3 separate regions of the Mus musculus genome follow, and regions 1 and 3 are each linked to region 2. Evidence: chromatin loops called from intact Hi-C (ENCODE). Cell type or tissue: left cerebral cortex. All regions are shown on one strand.

Region 1 (2,500 bases), 250 kb after region 2:
GACACCTTCGAAAGCACACACACACACACACACACACACACACACACACACAGAGAGAGAGCTCCTTAAAGATAAATGCATTCCCACCACTGTGGGACCTGGGAGTTTTCAGTTCTGTTCCTCCCCCCTGCCCCAGACACACATACAGCTATAGTGCAGCCTGCAGTGTATTGGGTCCAACACAGACAAGCTTCTCAGGGAGAGGAGAGCCACCTGGCTAAGCGGCTAGGTCATGATGGCTCTCATGGACTCGACTTACTCCCATGCTCTATGAGCCCACATCATCAGTGTGGGGTGACCTCCTCATACCACCCATGGAATGATTTTTGTCCAGTATGGGCATACTGAGATGGAAATCCCCTCATACTTCCTAGGTGGCCAGGGCAAGGACAGTGTCTCCTCAGGTATTTCAGAGCTCTTGAAAAGGCTGAATGTAAGAGCACCTGCGATATGCTTTCTACCATGCCTGTGTTCTAGAGCTTAGTTTGTGTTCTCAGCATACACATGACCCTCTCCACAGTCATCACCCTGCCTGTGACCTCACATGTCTGACTTCTGTGTGTCTGTGTCTTGGTAAACTTTATTTGTTTTTATTTTTTTTAGAAGAGGGTTTCTCTGCGTAGCTCTGACAGTCTCAGAACTCGCTCCGTAGACCAGAATGACCTAGAACTCACAGAGATCCTCCTGCCTCTGCCTCCCAAGTGCTGGGACTAAAGGTATACACCATTATCATCTGGTCTTTTTTTAAAAAATAGATTTATTTATTGTATTTTACATGTATGGATATTTTGCCTGCATGTATGTATATGTGTCATGTGCATGTAGTGCCTATGGAGGCCAGAGATGGTGGTAGTGTTAGGTCTCCTGGAACTGGAGTTATAGATGGTTGTGAGCCACCATGTGGATGCTGGGAATCAAACCTAGGTCCTCTGGAAGAACAACAAATGCTCTTAATTGCTGAGGCATCTAGCCCCATTGGCTAGTCTACTTTTGCTCACTCCAGTGATCTCATTCTCACTCACCGCCTTCCTTTTAGACCAAAGAGTCCAAAGAGTGACATTGTAACACCCTGGTTAGAACTCTGCTGGTGTCCAGGAGCTTTTCAGCCCCTTCCTTCTGCAGTATGACTTTGGAGATTTACCACAAGCGCCCAGCAGGTGGCAGTGCAGTGCTCAGAGGAAGGTTCCTTGTTTCCTCATTCATACCACATTTGTGGTTTGGCAAGTGGCAGATAGGCTGCTGGGTACAGCTGGGGTGAACCCAGCACTCTGAGGGCACCTTATTCTAAATACTCACGTCCAGTCCTCCCCAAGGCTGTCTGAGACAATAGATTTGGGTGACCCCCAAGGAAAAAAAATTTTTTTTGAAGGCAGGGAAGTGGGAAGACAGGGTCTGAGTCAGTGTCGTGTCCTGAATTTGGTTTGCTCCCTACCTGTGTCCTGCTTGGAAGCTGTGTCCGGTGGGCTGTGCAGGGGACAGGGACTGGCTTTTCCCTTTGGTAACATTCAGGTTCCTTGCTTTAGAACTGTCTTCAGGGAGTTTGCAAGGTAGGGCATCATACAGCAGATGCCTCCTGGTGGGCTTCACTCCAGAGCCCGCTCATTTTTACCAACTGCCCCAGCAATGTCAGAGGGTACATCCCGAGTCTACCCTGGACCCCTTTTGTGGGCAAGCCTGCTGTGCCCTCTGGTCCTTCTGGCTTCCCAGGGTTTCCTTCGGACTCGGGGACAGTTGTTTTCTAGATTGTCTTTCTGCCTGCGCTCCTCAGCCGTGTCTTGAGGACACACAGGTCTGTATTTGTCTCCAAGCTGCTCCCACTGTGCTCTTGGCCTTGTGTCCTGTCAGGTGGCCTGTGGTGACCACTTGACTTGACTAGGGCGTCCCTGTGAATACTACTTCTTCCCTGTTGCAGTGAGCTAGTGATCCCCAAGGCTGCCAGTGCATGCACGATTTCACCTGCAGCTGTGGCATTGCGATTTCTTGTCTGTATTGATTTTTGCCTTTGCCCAGTAGAGATTCTCCTCCATTTTTGCCTCTAGCTGGGTATCCATCAGACAGAAAAGCTACTTTTGTTTATCTTTTATTTATAGCAAGGAAGACTCATAGGTTTCTCCTTTCTGGCAGATATTATTGGATAACACCTGGTGTTAGCATCTGTCTGGATCTGTGGGTGCCCCTTTGGAATGGATCTGAACATTGTTTTAGTTGTTTTTCTTATTGCTTGACAAAATGCTGGACAGAATCGGTTTAAGGAAAGAATGTTTTATTTGTCTCACGCTTTGAGGGCGCTCATGGTGTCACGGTGGGGAAGGAAGGCATGGTGGCAGGTGTGTGAGGGAGCTGGTCACACTGCAGTCACTGTGACAGAGAGAGACACAAGCACTGGTGCTCAGCCTATTGCTTCGTTTTGTTCAATTCGGGACCCTATCCCATGGGATGGTGCCATCCTCATTTATACCTCAATGAACCTAATGTAGATACTCCCTCACAGGCATGCCCA
Region 2 (2,500 bases):
CATCTCAGCTCCATACTTTGTTTCTGTAACTCCTTCCATGGGTGTTTTGTTCCCACTTCTAAGGAGGGGCATAGTGTCCACACTTCAGTCTTCATTTTTCTTGAGTTTCATGTGTTTAGGAAATTGTATCTTATATCATGGGTATCCTAGGTTTTGGGCTAGTATCCACTTATCAGTGAGTACATATTGTGTGAGTTCCTTTGTGATTGTGTTACCTCACTCAGGATGAGATTTTTTTTTTTTTTTTTTTTTTTTTTTTTAATTTGTCAAAAGTTAAAGAGCTGAATTTTTGATAGAAGACTATCAGCTGATAGGTAATAGTTTAATGAGTTTGAAAGAATGCTGAAATCAAGTCAACTCTTCCTACCAAGAAGTATGCTATGTCCCGAGTGTCCTCAATGAATGCTAGGTTATCAGGGTTGAAGGTTGTTTGGAAACATTGCATTTACCAGTCTCAAAATAACACTCTGCTCATTTTACTTATTAATCAGGAGAAAGATGGGGGCAAAAGAGATGGCTCAGGGGTTAAGAGCACTGACTTATCTCGATGAAGATCCAGGCTTGATTCCTAGTACCATGTGCCAACTCATAGCTCCAGTTCCAGGGGTGACCATGTATGTATGTATGTACATATGCATGTATGCATGTCAAAAGCGCTAGATGCCTTGGAAGTGTAAATACTGATGGTTGAAGAACCATGTGGGTGCTGGGGCTTGAACCCTGTTATCTGAAGAGAAGCCACTACTCTTTACTGCTGAGCCATCTTTCCAGTCCCGACCGTATATTCTGTACAACCTATTATTCTATCCAAATGTGTACCCTGACTGGATCCCGGGGCCTGGGGAAAAAAAGAGCAATAAAGGACATTGTTGGGCAGCTGAGGCACCAGCATATGGACAGTAGCTAACAGTGTTGAAGTCACTTCCGTTACCAGTTTGATTCATTGTGGCTGCAGAAGAGACTCTCGCCAGGAGAGGGCGACTGTAACTAACGAATGTCAGGTGGCAGGAAGGAACAAGATGAAAAGAGTGAAACTTCACAGCTGCTTTGTTAAGGCTCCCCAATACCCTTAGGGGCACGGAGGTATGACTGAGTCCTGCCCACCAAGGGACCCGTTTGGCTGTCCTGCTGGGACCTCAACTGCATTCACAGTCTGCTAGCTGCTTCTTCCTTGCTGATCTGGTCTGGTCTTGTCTCTCGGTCTCCGCAGTATATGTTGTTCCGTGCACAAGATGCTCTCCTTCAGGTAGGAGCTATGCAGCAGAGTAAAATGAGGCACGGTAGGGGCAGGCTCAGAGCCTGCGCCGCAGAATCCACACTTGCATCCTTCCTCCCACCAAGCGGAGTCAGACCGCCGACCCCAGGGGCGTGGGCGGGGCGTGGGTGGGGCGGGGCCCGTCCTGCTGTCAATCTCAAGACTGCCGCCGCCGACTGGCGGGCCTGGTGGGCTCTGAGTCAGCTCACTGCCTTCACCAATCACAGGACGCAGCTCGCGAAATCCACTTCCGATTGGTCGTCTGTGACCTCACATCATCTGGGGCGGAGCTTCAGGCAGGCACTTAGAACACTGCTGGAGAGCGTGGATCAGCCGCCTGGATTCCGCACTCAGGTGAGAATTCGTGTGCACGGACCAGGCCAGAGTGCAGGAGAAGGACGGTGCGCACAGATGTGTGTGTGAGTGGGGGCGGGGGGGGGGAAGCGTCGAGAGTGCAGAAGAGTGGACCGTATGTATAAAAGAAGAGAGTGAGTATTCAGGAAGGAGGCAGTTTGTGCAATTGCGGGGGCGGCAGGAGATGTGTATGTAGATGAGGGTATGTGTGTTTGCACAGGTTTTAGGTAGATTGTCGAACAGATGTGCAGATTTAGAGGCGTGTGCACAGGAGAGAGATCTATGTGTTCTGGTTTGGGGAGATGTGTGCTGAGGGAGGGGGCCTGAAGGCCGAGTAGGAGGGGGGATGCTTTGCCCAGATGGTCAGGTGCACCTGTGATGAGGTATGGAGGTGGAGGCAACCATCTCCTGTGAGATGAGGATCCAGCTCCCTGGGGTACCTTCGAATGCTAGAATGTAGAGGGGCAAGTATAAACTCACCCCTTGACCCATTCTCCTATCCCAGAGCATATACAACCTGGAGAATCTCTTAATTGGATTTGAATGATTCTATTATTCTCTCAGGAGATAGATGGATTGCCCACTGGCATAAGGATCACAGGACGATCTAGGCATACCTGGCCTCCCCAGGTTGTGGAGAGTCCCCTGTGCCCTTAAAGATCGAGATGGTTTTCAAAGGAAGAATTCAAACAAATGAACATCTTTAATTTTTGAGCTACTTTGATAGAATCTTTTTGAAATTGCTCTTTAAAACAAACAAAAACAAAGTAGTTGATGGGTATAGAGAGGGCCTGCATGCTGCATGCCAGAAAGAGGTACACCTAGTAGTGTATGGTAAAGCCCTGCTACCAAAGAATTTGGTAAAAACAAAACAAAACAAAAACAACAACA
Region 3 (2,500 bases), 720 kb after region 2:
CCTCAATCTCACAGAGATTCACCTGGGTGCTGGAATTAAAGATATATACCACCAGCCTGGCCTACATATGTGTATGGATTAATACACATTAATTACACATGTGTATGGATGTTTCGCCTGCATGTATAGCTATGTACCTATGTGCCTAGTGTCATTAGAGGCCAAAGGAAGGTGTGAGATAGAAAGTGATGAGTTGCCATATGGGTGCTGGGAATTAAACTTAGGTCCTCTAGAATGTCAGCAAGTGCTCTTAATCACTGAGCCAACTCTCCAGCCTCTACATTAAATATTCTTGGGCTAGAAAGATGGCTCAGCAGTTAATGGCTAGGCTCACAACCAAAACTAAATATTCTTGGAGGGTGGGAGGAACCAAGATCAATCAATTGAGTTACATTAAAATTTAAAACTTCAGGCTGAAGAGATGGCTCAGCGATTAAGAGCACTGACTGCTCTTCTGAAGGTCCTAGTTCAAATCCCAGCAACCACATGGTGGCTCACAACCATCCGTAATGAGATGTAATGCCCTCTTCTGCTGTGTCTGAAGACAGCTACAGACTATTACACATAATAATAAATAAATCTTTAAAAAAAATTTTTTTAAACTTCTACTGAGGTGTGGTTGTGCACACCTTAATCTCAGCACTTAGAAGGCAGAAGCAGGTAGATCTTTGTAAGTTTGGGGCCAGCCTGGTTTACAAAGGGAGTTTGAGGACAGCCAGAGCTATGTAGAGAAACCATGTCTTAAAATCAACCAAACAAACAAACAAACAAATCTTCTATACATATATGTACAGAGAATGTATAAAGAACTTCAAATCAGGGGGTGGAGAGATGGCTCAGAGGTTTAGAGCACTAGCTGCTCTTCCAGAGGTCTGGAGTTCAATTCCCAGCAACCATATATATGGTGGTTCATTAACCATCCACAATGAGATCTGGTGCCCTCTTCTGGCCTGCAAGCTTACATGTAGATAGACTACTGTATTCATATTAAATAAAGAAAGAAATCTTAAAGAAAAAACCTTCAAATTAGAAATAGACAATCCAATCAACAAACAAGAACTAAAAGCTTGCTCGGCGCTCCCTCATGTACCTGCAGAGAAGCTGCTGCACACTTCTCTGCAGGTGGCTGCAGTCAAGAAGCCATCTCTCCACCTGGAGCTCTACAGCACATAACAACAGTTCCTCATACTGAGGGTGACCATGTGGTTGTACCAACTGTCACCACAACCACTTTTGGCAGCAACTCCTGAGGCTGGTGTCCACTACAATTCCACTCCTTAGAACACTCCAACAGAAACACACACAGCTAGTTCTGCACCTCCCAAATGCAAAAGTATCCTAGGAAGATTAGGACCAGGGTCAGCCTCAGGGGTCCTGACTGCAGAAGGAACAGGCAGGGCCCATCTACACAAGTGCTGCAGGGCAAGTAAAGGTGGATCTCACAAGTCCAGGGAATGGTGAAAAGACAAAACATACAGATTTCCTATAGAAAGTCAAGCATGCGCAAAGGAACCAGTAGTGAAGAGCTGGACCACATTAGAATGGAGGACAGTCACTGATGGCAGGAAGCAGGAGAGTTTTCACAGGAGGCATGGTCCTATCCATACCTTGATCCAAGCTCCCCAAGCATTAACTGGAGAGCTGGCTGAGGCACACACTTGTGGCCTGTGCAGTCCTCATGCATGCTCCAATGTAAGTACACTGACTGAACATACATGCCCATCTGGTCACATTTTTAGCTACCAGAGGACCCTGATTCCAGGAAGTGAATTATCTAGAACAAGTTTACTCTGTGACACTAGACTCGGGTCAGATATGATGTAACTGTGGACACAAGCATGTCCTACATTTGATGAGGCACTGCAGAGCAGCAAGCCAGCACAACCTAGCAACAGGTGAGACAGTTCTCACTGCCTGAAACTCACTACCCACAACACCCACCAGCTCTGCCTCCCCTGTGCCTGTTCTTTCCAAAAACCTCAATGTTGACCAGCCACTGATGCAGAGTTGAGCTGCAACAAACCCAAGTGTAGAGTAGAGCAAGTAGGACTCATGACCTCCTGAAAGCCTCTTGAGTATGAGGCAACGGAATCTGACCTAATTAACCTGCTCATTCCTAAGACTCCAGGAAGAAAAGACAACTCTCTAGTCACCAAACAAAACCCCTCAGCACACAACACTAACACCAAATTACTGTTTCTAAAAAGGACATTCAAACATTTAGTCCCATCTCATAGAACTGACTTTACAGCTGAGAGATGCATCAAGGCACTCATTACTGACTTGCTAACTGATATCTGCAGACACACCACAAGAGCGTAAGTGCAGATTCCTTGAGCACCAAGGAGACGCCCATCATGAACCAGTAAAGTGGGCTGTCAGCAGGAATCTAAGCAACCCCTGCTCCACATGCCTGCCTCTCACCTTGGGCTTTGCTGGCTATACTGCCTTCTCCTTCCTATACCACTTAACTCCAAAAGAGGAGGCTCTAGCATACCAA

Evidence for each region. A loop is a pair of places that touch in the nucleus more often than their neighbours do. Peaks named below come from ENCODE experiments on the same cell type or tissue, not always from the same donor. Only the 100,000 strongest peaks of a DNase experiment are listed, where the experiment ranks them.
Region 1: a loop joins it to region 2, with 9 times the contacts of the local background. A loop is called at or near these places in 13 of 42 quality-filtered maps.
Region 3: a loop joins it to region 2, with 2.7 times the contacts of the local background. A loop is called at or near these places in 4 of 42 quality-filtered maps.

What each region holds. Positions count from the first base shown.
Region 1 is chr7:144,073,728-144,076,227 of GRCm38, forward strand. It overlaps a transcript of Shank2 not described here. Among named protein-coding and RNA genes, the nearest start is that of Mir3105, 66 kb to the left of the region's middle. In left cerebral cortex, a CTCF peak has its summit at 1,148 (motif pointing right); a DNase peak (open chromatin) is centred at 1,163.
Region 2 is chr7:143,828,657-143,831,156 of GRCm38, forward strand. It overlaps Dhcr7 (7-dehydrocholesterol reductase), which reads left to right. Exons shown (of 9, transcript NM_007856.2): 2 at 1,483-1,609. Among named protein-coding and RNA genes, the nearest start is that of Dhcr7, 6.7 kb to the left of the region's middle. In left cerebral cortex, CTCF peaks have their summits at 970 (motif pointing right) and 1,180; DNase peaks (open chromatin) are centred at 973 and 1,486; H3K4me3 peaks cover 1,576 bases; H3K27ac peaks cover 1,481 bases.
Region 3 is chr7:144,549,163-144,551,662 of GRCm38, forward strand. All of the region lies in intron 2 of Ppfia1 (protein tyrosine phosphatase, receptor type, f polypeptide (PTPRF), interacting protein (liprin), alpha 1), which reads right to left. Among named protein-coding and RNA genes, the nearest start is that of Ppfia1, 3.3 kb to the right of the region's middle. In left cerebral cortex, a CTCF peak has its summit at 974 (motif pointing left); no DNase peak of the experiment used is centred here.